Regions from separate parts of the Homo sapiens genome. Here region 2 is linked to region 1. Evidence: chromatin contacts called from ENCODE Hi-C or POLR2A ChIA-PET data. All regions are on one chromosome and are shown on one strand. The core of a region is the stretch at or near the end of the contact, and the rest is flanking DNA. Distances in the headings are between cores, read along the strand shown.

Region 1 (6,884 bases), core at 1,214-3,713:
CACCTTCCCCCTGCCAGGCAGAGGACCCCATGAGGCCCACTGGCCCAAAAGACCCTCAGTGTTGGCAGGACAGCATTTCCGGGGGCATCACAGCAGCAGCACTTCCCGCCTGGAGCCACCTGTGTCTTCTTAAAGGCTATTCTTAATTTTCTGCTTCCTTCCCACTCTTCTTTCAAAACACGTGTGTGTGTGTGTGTGTGTGTGTGTGTGTGTGTGCGCGCGCGCGCGCAACCCAGGGCACAACAAGCATTTTAGTTATGAATGGAGTCTGTTTTGAGTAATTTCTCACATCTAAATGCTACATTCTTCTACATGTCATATTGAAAGAAACCCCACAGACGCTCTAGGGAAACCTTTTTTACTCCTCACACTGTCAACCACAAACAACCAAACACATGCCCAGTTTTGGGAATTCACAAAGGGCCTTCAGACAATTCAAACTGCTTGTCAGACAAGTAGGTAAAATTTAGAATTAGTAAGGGACAAGGGCACTTACTTACCACTATCAATTGTTAAAACCTTCCCTGGGCTTAGTTTAGTAAATCAAGCACTTGTTTTCTAAGCATAGTCTATGGAATAGGTACCATTTTAAATTTTGAAAAGTACGAGAACCTTATCCTAGGTATATGTATGTGTGTGTGTGTGTGTGCACAAACAATATAATTGTAAAACTGAACACATAAATATCTTTATCTCCCTTCCAGACATGTTCTAGCAGAGAGATGGTATATTACTCCCTTCTCACGCTGCTAAGAAGGAATACCTGAGACTGGGTAATTTATAAAGAAAAGAGGTTTAATTGACTCACAGTTCCGCATGGCTGTGGCGGGGGGGCGGCCACAAGAAACTTAACAATCATGGCAGAAGGACCTCTTCACAGGACAGCAGGAGAGAGAACGAGTACCAGCAGGGGAAATGCCAGATGCTTATAAAACCATCAGATCTTGTGAGAACTCACTCACCATCACAAGAACAGTATGGGGGAAGCAGCCCCCTTCATTCAATTACCTCCCGCCGGATCCCTCCCACAACACATGGTGATTATGGGGATTACAATTCAAGATGAGATGTGGGCGGGGACACAGACAAACCACAGGAGATGTGTGAAGATTGCTTGTGGCTTATCAGTGGTCCCTTTCTGCCTTAAGGGTGATGGAATCAAAAAGAACTTCTCCATCCTTGGCTTTGATATTTCAGGCGCACAAACAAGGCCTCATTCACCCTTCCCAGAGCTGATCCACTGGCGTGATTTGCTCTAATGCCAACATCACCACCCCTCCCCAGAGGCCCTGCCAGCCTCTACTCTCCCAGGAAGTCAGCCCCACTCTGCTGGCTAGTCCTGGCTCTCTACTGTCTTTCTGGGCCCATCATGGCTCCCTGACCACCCAACTCTGAAACAATCTCCCGGTCCAGGGCATCCCAGGAACCAGGTCATTGATGGAGCCGCTATTTGGCAGTTGCAGGTGGGGCAGGAATGGTATGGGGAAGTAGAGGCAGAATGAAATGGCCTGGAAGAAGTTACCCTTTTTGGATGAGTTCAAAACCCCTAGGGCTGATGCACCCAACCCCTGCTCTGTCATTCGTGACCTGCTCTTTCTAGAGCAAAATATCATGGGATGGGAGGGCCCTCTGAATCTTTTCCTGTGAAGTTGACTTTGATGATATGTTGGTCCTTTTGTCAAGCCTGAGCTGCTGTGGTCTGATGCTGAGTGTCTCACCTGTAACATCTCAGCACATAACACTCCACAGTGAGAGCCTTCCTTCTGCCCCTGGGAGGGAGAGCTTTACAGAAGTATTTCCAAGCAAATTTCCAGAAGGCCTCAAAGTAAGCAGCAGAAGCCGCTGCTGGTGTCAGCAGCAAATCAGCACTCAGCTTGAGGCCTCCCAGCCTGCCCCGGGAGGGGCACGGCTCGCAGCCTTTGCACTCTGGGTTCTTTCCAGGGAGGATCCCATGGGGCACTTCCAGGAAGGAGCCCCTGCTGCTTTCTCCAAAGAGCTCTGCTTCGGGTCTCTAAGGATTGGTTTTATCTGCAGAGAAGCTAAAGGAAGGAATCTACTGGTCCCCTAAGGACCTGATGACACATGCACAGAGATCCCATCTCTCTTTTCATTCCCTGAAGTAAGGGAGGCAATGAAGCCATACGTGTACCACAAAGAGTGTGAGAAAGAAGGAACTCTCCAGCCGGGGTCTTTCTCTGAGTCATTTTTCAGTCGTAGGGTACAAAAAGCTCCAGGTTATATTCAAGGTTTTATTTTTTCCAGAGTATCTTCGGGGAAAAAAAGTATATCTGAAAATCACAGAAATTCTTTTCTTTCAAGGTAAATTAGAGGATTTGAAGGGGCAGTGCTGGATGATCTCTGGGTTCCCCTCTAGTCCAACACCCAGACTCTGAGATTGCTTCCCTGTGGGAGCTCGGCCTGGCCTCCTTCCATGGGCGTTTCTTCCAACGTGGAGGTTTGTCAGTGGCGTGCCTGATGGCCAGGGCCAGATGCTGTTCTTCACACCAGAACGTCATAATTTAAAATGTCTATGCTCTGAAGCAAGAAATCAGAGCTTCAAACCTAAAACTTGTAGGATTTACAAAGCAGTTTCATTCCACCAACATCTATTGAGTACTCATTATGGGCCAGGTACAGAGATGAGAAGTGGGTCTGAGAACAGTCCCTGCCCCCAAGTAGTTCACAAATCTCATTGTGAAGAGGCAGGCACAGAAAATCTATCCATCTGGTAGCGGCCAACCCAAGCCAGGTAGGCAATACTTTCCCTCATAGAGTTAGAGGGTAGTTTAAAGAAACTGCCACCCAGAGGGAACGGCGGTGAGGTTTTAGGAATTATGATTCCTTTCCTAAATTTCTTTGCTATTTGTTATGAGCTACACAAATGTTTATACACAAGTCTTAAAGTTTTGGCTGATTAGAATATTTTCAATAAAGAGAGAATTTCTACTTAATGGGCACCATGTATGTTATTTGGGTGAGGCATATCCCAGAAGCCCTGACTTCACCACTACACAATCTATGAGTGTAACAAAATTACGCTTGTACCCCATGTATTTATATAGATTTTTTTTTAAAAGAGAGATAGGGAATTTAGATTTAACAGTGAAAAATATTTGAAAAGTTTCCCTTTGGTTCCCTTTTTCTTTTCTGAGAATACAAAACAAACAGCATACAACTGGCAATTATCTTTTTGCACAAAGGACTGGAACGAAATGAAGTTTGCGTTGCACATGTTTTGTGAGAACTAGTTCACTAAAGCACTGTCAACTACAGAACCCTGTTGAAATGGGGACAGGCGTGTTTATGCAGAAATTTACAAGAAATTTATTTCTAGCTCTGAAAAGAGGGCTTAAAAAGTAAATTCAAATGGAACTAGGGAAAAGTCGGCCTCTTTTAAGAAAGCAAAGGCTTTCATGGCTTTGCTTGGATTAAAATTTGAAGATATCAAATCCAAGTCATTGTGATGTACGAGTGATGGTTCCTGCCCAGGGTTCAAGGGTGTGTGTCAGGGCAGGCATCACAGATCCTTGAAGGTCATAAATGTTTTCTGCCATTTTCTTTTGTTGCTTTTTCTTTTTTCTTAATTAGGCCCAAGTAATAAAGATGTGAGTCCAACCTTACTGTATTTCAGAATCCTGACACTAGAACTAGAAAGTTCAAAGACCCAGCTCCCTGCGTGCCTTCTCTGGCCTCACAGTCCCCAGTTCTTCCACTCTCATTTCAGGATTCCTCTTGCTGTGCTCCCTCTAAGCCTCCGGGAAGCTTCAGGCTTCTGCCCTCCTCACCAGGACACATACATGTTCTGTAATCCTACTCCACAAGTCCCTGCTGGGGCTGGCCTAGAAGTCCTTTTCAAGGAGCCCTAGGCCCTCCAAACCGTATGGCTTTCTTCCTCTACCTTCCTCCTCACTCCAATTCCAGAAACAGCTCTCTCCTCCCTTCCCCTTCCACAGCCTGGATGCCAAGGCCAGTCTCCCCTTCTCTCCCCACATGCAGCCATCAGTCACAATGAGGCTGCCACCCAAGAGGCCTTCGCAGCCGCCCCTGAACATGGGACAAAGCCTTACAAGCTGCTCTTATGAGAAATGTAGTGTATCTGATTTGGGAAGCCATCTCCCTCCCCACATTCATTCCCCAATGATTGGAAACAGCCCCCACAGGAGCCTCTTGATCCCAGCTCCTGGATCTGCAACTGTTCTGTTGTTGCCACCCTCTCTGTTAGTTCCTGTTCTTGCCACCCTCTCTGCCCAGCAAACCAGGCCTCCTCCTGCTCAGCAGCACAAACTTTGGGAAAGCATCACCGGCCATTCAAGTGGAAGATTCTCTGGTGGCCCCTGCTGACTGCAGTCTTACACATATGCCTCATCTTTCTAGAAGGAAGGAGAAACAGGAAGAAGACCCCATCTGAGACAGCACTGCCTCCTCTTCACAGCTTGCAATGGTCACGCAAAGGATCTGTCAGCTGATGATGTTTCTCAAATGAAACTGGGTGCTAGTAGGCAAAGGAGCTCTCTGCAGGGAGGTCCCTGCCGGGACTATGAATGCCTTAGGATCTGGGATGGGCAATCCCACTAGCACACAGAGAGGATTCTGTGTATGAGGATAACATGCCAAGCAAGGGAAACTTGACGACTTGGGGAGCCTTCGTGCAATTGTATAAAAAGAAAACAGAAAATCAGCCAGACTAGAATTCTCAAAAGAAGGCTTTCTTTTCTGCAGAAAGTAGACTATCACAGAACAGAGAACAGAAACTGGAAAGGCAGTCACAGACTCTCCATCTCTCTCTCCTCTGCCTCTCTGGGCCTGCAGGTCTTCTCTCGGGTCCCCTTTGTCCAGAGCTTCATTTCCTTCTTCTCAGAGGATTTGTAACTTTTCAAGGCTCTTTTCTCCACATTTGCAATCTTGGGGAGGTCACCTCTGCCCTAGCAGACGACAGAGCACAGCAGTCTAACCACAGTCTCTCAAACTCTTCAATGAGGAATGGCACAGCTGTGGCCATCCAATAGATTCCTTACCCCAACCCAGGATCAAATGTCCAACCCGTGTCCAATCAACGGAGAACAGGAAAGCAGGATCCCTTGGTAGGGACGCGACCTACATGGTGTAACCAAGAAGAGGCACTCCGAGACAGGGAGCTCACCTGTGACAGTGACACGGGAGGAGGACAGGGAAGTGCTGGGTAAAGAAGGCTGGGGTCCCTGGCGAGGGCTCCACCCTCAGGCCTGTGCCCACGTACCTAAGTGAGGACAGGCACTCCTGTTTTCGAGCTCAAATGTTGCGTTTTCCAAGATCACTCTGGCCCACCACACACCCCCATCCCGTGCCTACAAAAACCCCGAGACCCTAGTGGACCCAGACACAGGCAGCTGGACGTTGAGAGGAGCAAATGACAGGAAGAGCACACCGACAGGCACCGGCAGATGCCGGCAGGCAATGGATGGCGGGTGACATGGAATTCAGCTGGGGGCAGTCAGGGGAGAGCCCAGCCGCTGGACAGCCCGACTCCAGGAGAAGACCACCTTCCCACTCCGTCCCCCTTCTGGCCCCCCATCCACCTCACTGAGAGCTAGCTCCACTCAATAAAACCTTGCACCCATCCTCCAAGCCCACATGTGATCCAATTTTTCTGATACACTGAGGCAAGAACCTGGGATAGAGAAAGCCCTCTGTCCTTGCAATAAGGCAGAGGGTCTAATTGAGTTGATTAACACAGGCCACCTGCAGACGGCAAAACTGAAAGAGCACCCTGTATCACACACTCACTGGGGCTTCCGGAGCTGTAAACACTCAACCCTAGATGCTGCCACAGGGTCAGAGCCCAAAATGCTGCCACAACTTGTCCTGCAGGCTCCCCCTGAGGGGTGTGAGCAGCAGGGCACCGAAGAAGTGAGTCACACCCCTGTTGCACGCCCTGCGAGGGGGATAAGGGAACTTTTCCCGTTTCAGTAGGGTAGAGCTGAAAGCATTGTGTAAATTGCCAAGCGCTGTGTCACCATGGGACCAACACCACCGGCAGTGTATGGTAGCACCCGCAAGTGCGGCAGAAGTCACAGGCAGAGAAAGGAGAAGCTGCTGGGATGAACTGCCACTGAGAAACCATGAGGTCTGAAGACTGCAAAAAGGCCACAAAGACCCAGTTCAAAGAAAGTTTTGGCCGTCTTTGATTATTACAGCTTCTTGCAATAGGCATAAAAGGGAAAGAGAAACAGAGGAGCCAGCCACTTTGTCGCTTGAAGCCACTTAAAGACAGAAAGGAAAGGGTGAACTGGGAGGATGAGTGGGAATTTTCTTGAGAAAAAGGGAATTGGAATGAAGATAAGAAGTGTGAGACGCCAGGTCCTTTCAGCGCTACCACTGTCCAGGGGGCCCAGGAACACAGCTCCCGAGCCAGGAGGAATGGGGTGGAGGTCTGAGCCTCCGCTCTGCAACTCACCAAATTCATGGCTCCACTCTGTGCCTCAGTTTCCTCTTCTGTAAAGCAAAAGCAGCCCATGTTTTACAGGAGTGGTAGAAGGATCATACATGTCTCTTGCTCAGCCCGCATTGAGTTAATGGTAAGGGTTTACTATATGGGGCCTATAGAGAGAGAAGTGCAGAAGTTTCCCCTACAAGAAGTGGTTCCCCCTTCCAGGCACAAATCACACATGCTGATTTTCTCTCAGACCTTACCACTCTTTGTCTCAGGTTTTAGTTTCTTTAAGTAACTTCCCAGCTCGCCATCTGGCTGGACTGGACAGGAGGGTCCTATCCTATTGGGGACCCCAGTCCCAGACAGAGGTGCAGTGCCAAGCACACAGACAAGGCAGAGTCACTTGCCCAGCCTTGAAAAGCTGATCCAGATGGGAGACTGAGGGGGATGACTTCTGAGCCCCAGCATTGTCTGA
Region 2 (6,040 bases), core at 1,502-4,001, 63 kb before region 1:
AAGACAGGGAAGATAAAGCTAGGGAGGGAGGGACAGACAGAGAGAGAGAAATAAGACGGGTGGTCATGGATGATATGTATTTTACGTATGTGGTATATATACTACCATTTGTTGAAGGCCTATTTTGTGTCCAGTAATGCTATATGTGTTTTATCCACAGCATCTCTCTTTCTCAAAGTGCTAAGAGATCATATCACTCTCACTTCATCACTGATGAAAGGGAGACTCAGAGATGCTCCTTCAGTAACATGCTTGATGACGAGGAGAAAATGCAGATTTCCAGTGTAAGTCCGCTGACCCAAAGACCCGCTTTCTAAGATGCAATGATCATAATGATCACTACCAATTAAGAATCCATAAACTTGGCCGGGTGTGGTGGCTCATGCCTGTAATCCCAGCACTTTGGGAGGCTGAGGCCGGTGGATCACTAGGTCAGGAGATCGAGACCATCCTGGCTAACACGGTGAAACCCCCTCTCTACTAAAAATACAAAAAATTAGCCGGGCGTGGTGGTGGGCGCCTGTAGTCCCAGCTACTCGGGAGGCTGAGGCAGGAGAATGGCGTGAACCCAGGACGCGGAGCTTGCAGTGCGCCGAGATGGCGCCACTGCACTCCAGCCTGGGGGACAGAGAGAGACTCCGTCTCAAAAAAAAAAAAAAGAATCCATAAACTTTTTGAGTATGTTCTGTGTACTGGGTAGGGTTAAGCATTGCACATACACCATCTTAGTTCTTCTCATCATGGTCCTCAGAAAGTCCCTGCAACAAAGTGTCTCTTCTGTAAAAGAATGAAAAGTTGATGTGTTAAAGTGTAAATGGAAGGGTTTAGACACTTACAAATACGCAATGGAGAGCCATCAAAATACCTGTCAAGACAGAGACGATCTTTAACCTTTGACCTTGCCTTTTGACTCCTCCCAATACCTAATGTTAAATGACGAGTCAATGGGTGCAGCACACCAACATGGCGCATGTATACATATGTAACTAACCTGCACGTTGTGCACATGTACCCTAAAACTTAAAGTAAAATTAAAAAAAAAAAAAAAGAGGAGAGTATAAACCCAGTGATCACGACTTGTCATGGCAGAATAAACTGGGGAAGGGCGGAATTGGCGATTGAAAGAACCAAAGCTAACGTATGGGCTTTATTCGGATTCTGATTCTAACAAACCATGTATGAAAAGACATTGAATATGGACTGGGTGGTAGATGACATTAATAAATTCTTGGGTTTTTATTTTGTACAGTATGATTAAGTTACTGTGAATATTTAAGATGTTCTTATTTTTTAGTGATATATATGTACATGAAAAACTATCAATGAAATTCATAATTGTTTAGATTTGCTCTAAAATATTTTAGCAAAAAAAGATGAAGAATATACGATAATGAATGTTAATACTGTCAATAGTTGTTAATTCCAGTTGATGGATATATAGTGTCCACTGTAATATTCACTCTGGACTATTCTACCTTTACATGTTTGACATTCTCAAAATAAAAAGGAAAACTTTACATTGGTGACTGAATGAGGTTAGAGAAGGGAGCCAGGAAGGAAACCCTGGGGGTACCTAGAAAGACAGGGAAAATAATAAAAATAAGAAATGAACTACCTGAGTGAAGGGCTTAGTCTGGTAAAGTAGGGAATTGGGAAGGGTATACTTAGGGTTTCAGACTATGACTCCAGGGATTCACTTAAGCAGTAGTATTGACAAAAAATCAAGATGGCCACTTAGAACCCACCTCAGAATGAGTCAAGAAGAAAAGACTAATTGACCATTCAGTGTGCAAGTCACTGGGTATGTACCATTTCATTCATCCCCACCAACACCCCAAGAGGTGCATATAATTGTGCCCAAATGACAGATGAGAACACTGAGGCTCAGAGAGTTAAAGACCTTTGCCTAAGGTTCCACAGGCCCTGAGTCACAAAGGGGATGTGTGGAGAGGGGACAGGAGAAGCCTGTTGGGCAGGGGCTTTGGATCCAATGGAACTTCTGTGAAAGCCACAACCAGTTTGTTTTCACATTAATCTTCATTTGAAGATAAGGTTCTTGTAGCTTAAATAGATAACAAACATCAAAGGGTTAAAGGACTGAAGCTGAATGGATTAGCTTGAAAGACTTAACCCAAAGGTTACTGCAAACAAAAAGGAGAATCACAAATGAGAGGGCCCATAGGTGATTTTTATATTTTCTAAACCTGTGTCAATCTCAACCTCACCGCAAATACTGGTAAGATTTCACCAGCAACCGCATGCCATTTCTACCCAGAAAGTCCCTAACACTGTAGCAGCTTGCTTATGAACTTGAAATTGCCCGGCGGCAGGAGGAACAGGGATGAGAAGAAGGGAAGTGGGGAAAGAAAAAATAAATTAACTGGGCAAGGCCACACCTTGGGGTGTGGGCTTTGAAGAGGATGCAACCCAAAATGCAGCTGCACTGGAACGAGGGCCTCCAACTGGGGAGTCTTCAAGTCATGTGCAAAATGGCCTTTTAATGGATGGAGGAGGGTGTTTCTCTGCTTTCCCCCTTCCACTAGGGAAGTCGAGTCATACAGAGTCCTCGAGCCAGATGCAGAGTTCTGCACTGAAGTTCCTTGCATACATTTTCCGTGAATGTGATTAGCATCCCATCTGCCACAACTGTGGAACTCCCAGAAACTGTGCAATATAAAAAAATAATAATAAAAATAAGGTTGGGTTCCTGTTTTGGTGGAATCTTTTGCTCACTGTGTGGCCCTGAGCCAGTCAGGTGACCTGCTTGTGTACTGATAAGTCAAACCAGCTGGAAAATTGAGTAAGAAGCAAGGACTTCACTAGAAAACAGATGCTACAGCTGAGCTGAACTTTTTTTTCTTTTCAGCAAATAAACTGGGGGCCAACAGGAGAAGGGAGTGGTGAGTTGCTTTGAATATTTAAGATCAGCTCCAAGCTGAGAAACAGAGAGTGTTTATTAGACCCTCCTTCCATCACAGATTTTCTGTGGTCAGCCTGGCTGCCCCCTCCAGGGACAGCAAGCATAGCTCGTGGCCCCATTAAGGTCCAGAGATCCTCTGCAAGCACAATTGGACCACACTTGCCCTCCCTTTAAACAACTTAGCCCTTGAAGTGAAGGTCCCTCCGGGGTCAAATTTGTTAAAATAGCACCTCATTGCGGCTTTACTGGCTCCCTATTGTAAATTGCAAGCCCCTTTCCCGATGTTTATTTTTCACCAGAGCCTTCATTGCTGCCTATCATTTAATGTCATTTAATGTGTACGATTGTTTATGTTCTGTCTCGCCGGTAGAATGGAAGCTCCTCAAGGGAAGGGACTTTTGTCCATTTCATTCACAACTATATCACTAGTGCCAGGAACAGTCTCAATAACTAGTTTGTTTTCTCTGGACTTGAGAGCTGGGAAGAGTGAGTGTCAGAGTCAAGGTATACAGAAAAGCCACCTGTATGGTTAATAAATAATTGGTCCAGCCAGTCTTTAAGTAAGAGAATGCATTCCATCAAGTGCTCTCAGATTACAGCATGCCCCTGACGTCATAGCAACAGACCTACCGAAGGCCACGTGGCTCACACCTGGGATGCTGGGACCAGACTGGACTTTTCCACTTTATTCCCGCCTCCAGGCTCACTACCCTCCAATCCACCTCCACCCTGGTACCAGCAGGCTCTTTCTAAAATACCAACCTGAATCCATGGGTCCCCGACTGCTGCTCATCCCTTGAAAGAGAACTCCAGGCTCCCAGAAGACTTATCCTGGTCTGTCTCTACCCACATTTTTGTCTTGCTCCTGCCCTACCTCCGTAACACCCTCCACGCCAGACATACTCTCTTCCTATTGCACTTTGCCGGACGTATTGTGCTCTCCCTGTCTTCAAACATTGTCTCTGCTCTGCCCTGCCTAAAACTCCTCTCTCAGCTTCCAACACCTACTGGTTTATACCACTGAGCTCCACCACCAACTCCTTTCCAAATTCTTCCCTGTTTATTGTTGCCCTTCCCCCGGACGTTCCCCTGCATCTTGGGCAAACATGACAATACTGGGCGGCACTGTATTATAATTGCTTAGATGTTTCTCTCCCCTGGTAAATGGGTAGGGTCTTGAGGACAGGAATAGTCTTATTTACGCCTGTGCTTAGTCCAGGGCCAGACCTACATATAGAGTCTCCGCAACTGTCGAATTAATGAAAAATCAACTTGTTTTCCTTTCTCAGTTTTACTAGTTCCCTGATTTTCTTCACCTTCCCGCATCATTCTAATATATAGAATGGGTAATGAAAAGCTGCTCTAATACTGAAAAATAGTTCTCCATCAGTCTGAGGCTCCATGCAATGTGATATTCTGTGATTCTCTAACTCCCAAACAGAAAGTTATGGTTAGGAAGGCTGAATTTCTTTAGCTTAAAGGACTAAATCAAGCAGGTCTTTAGGTTTGCCATAGCATGTCACTGGAAAGCATTAATGTATGGGGGGAAGGGGGTAGGGTGTGGTGAAAGAGAGAAGAAAGTAGACCCTTAGTACAGCAGCCCAAGGAAAATCAAGGACCTGTAGAGGAGGGTGGATCCCATTCACCCCCACAACCCTCCACCCCAGCATCATGTCTTCTTAAAGTTCTCAAGGGCTTTAGGGGTTCCTGGTGGTCTCCAAAGTTTCCCCCAACAGCTCCCAAGATGGCAGAAGCCCCCTCCTTGGGAGCAGGAATTGCATGCTTATACTCCACCTGCAGAGGGAGGCCCCTCACCGAGAACCGGGCCCTATGGGTGCCCTTAGAGAAGGAGCTAATACTGAACCAGGATTGCACGGATCTTACAAGTATCTACTTCTCATGCCTCCAAGTGTACACATTGCAACACATTTTTAAAGGCTGGCCCTTGTTTCAAGATATATAGTTGCCAAGTGGAATTCATTTTCCAAAATTAATTTTGTTCAAGGCCGGAGGCAAGAGCTATCTAGAAACAAATGGATGAAATTTACTTTTCAAATGAAATGCACTGAAAAAAGATTTGCTTTTTCTCCAGCCTTTGGGACTTACGCTCAGGGAAGAATTAACAAAAGTAACACAGGCATTATTATTCAAAGCCCATCTCTTTCCTGCGGAATTCACCTTTGATGGGAGATCCGGCAAGTTCCTAACTGCAGGGGGGCTAACAGTGGCAGTGTGTGGATTCAGAAGAGCATTCAAAGACTTGGGATGGGGCCTTTGTCTCCCCATTCCCCCCAACACGCCCCTGTGCCTTGCTTTTGCTGTCTGTTCCTCAGCCTAATGCCATTCAAATTACTAAAACATTGTCCTTTCCCACCTCTGTGAATGTGAGCTATTCTCCTACACGGCTCAGGTCTAAGCTTGCTTCTTAAACAATGGATCTAAGTACCATGTGGGCAGGGACTGTATGCTCTTTAGTCAACCATGCATTGGCTCCAGTACCCAGCCAGCACCTGGAACAGAGCAGGCACTCAGGAAATGTTTGCTGAAGAATAAAAGCCAGGCTGCATGATTTTCTTTGTTAATTCTGACCCCTCTGCCTCAATTTCAAGCCAAGAAAAGGTGGCCCAACGCCCCAGCGTGTGTTCTTCAAAATGCCTTTACAACTGTTATTTTCCAATTGACTGTGAAAATGACTAAACTCCCATGACCAGTAGGAAAGAAAGAAAAAACTTGCTTCCATGGCCCCACGCCCAGCAAACCCACTGGTAGTGATGGAGCAATTGACAAAATGCCCAGCCCAGGCAACCAGGTGGAAAAAAGATTACTATTACCTTAGTCATTTTCTTTATTCAAGAGAGTAGCTTTCCTGGGGCTGGTTTCCACTCACTGATCTTCCTTAGACACCATATCTCTTTCCTTTTTTTTTTTTTTTTTTTTTTTTTTTGAGATGGCGTCTTGCTCTGTCACCCATGCTGGAGTGCAGTAGAACCACCTTGGCTCACTGCCACCTCCGGCTCACTGCAACCTCTGCCTCCCAGGTTCAAGTGATTCTCCTGCCCCAGCCTCCCCAGTAGCTGGGGTTACAGGTGTGCGCCTCCACACCTGGCTAACTTTTTATAT

Evidence for each region. A loop is a pair of places that touch in the nucleus more often than their neighbours do. ChIA-PET counts read pairs that join two places held with the same protein, here RNA polymerase II (POLR2A). Pooled maps may share reads with other maps.
Region 2: a map of heart left ventricle shows a loop between it and region 1 (4-fold over the local background). The contact joins two enhancer-like sites. A Hi-C loop is called at or near these places in 1 of 168 maps with a recorded cell type or tissue (heart left ventricle), 1 of 37 single-sample maps with no recorded cell type and 1 of 50 pooled maps. POLR2A ChIA-PET finds 5 or more read pairs at or near these places in 2 of 52 experiments (A673 and Panc1).

The regions. Positions count from the first base shown.
Region 1 is chr15:93,412,915-93,419,798 of GRCh38, reverse strand. No RefSeq gene overlaps it. Among named protein-coding and RNA genes, the nearest start is that of RGMA, 330 kb to the right of the region's middle. Within about 2 kb of position 2,463, at least 3 of the 41 ENCODE cell types and tissues checked have a DNase peak (open chromatin) inside an H3K27ac peak, as active enhancers do.
Region 2 is chr15:93,476,627-93,482,666 of GRCh38, reverse strand. No RefSeq gene overlaps it. Among named protein-coding and RNA genes, the nearest start is that of LINC02207, 380 kb to the left of the region's middle. RefSeq lists an enhancer at 4,913-5,657. Within about 2 kb of position 2,751, at least 2 of the 41 ENCODE cell types and tissues checked have a DNase peak (open chromatin) inside an H3K27ac peak, as active enhancers do.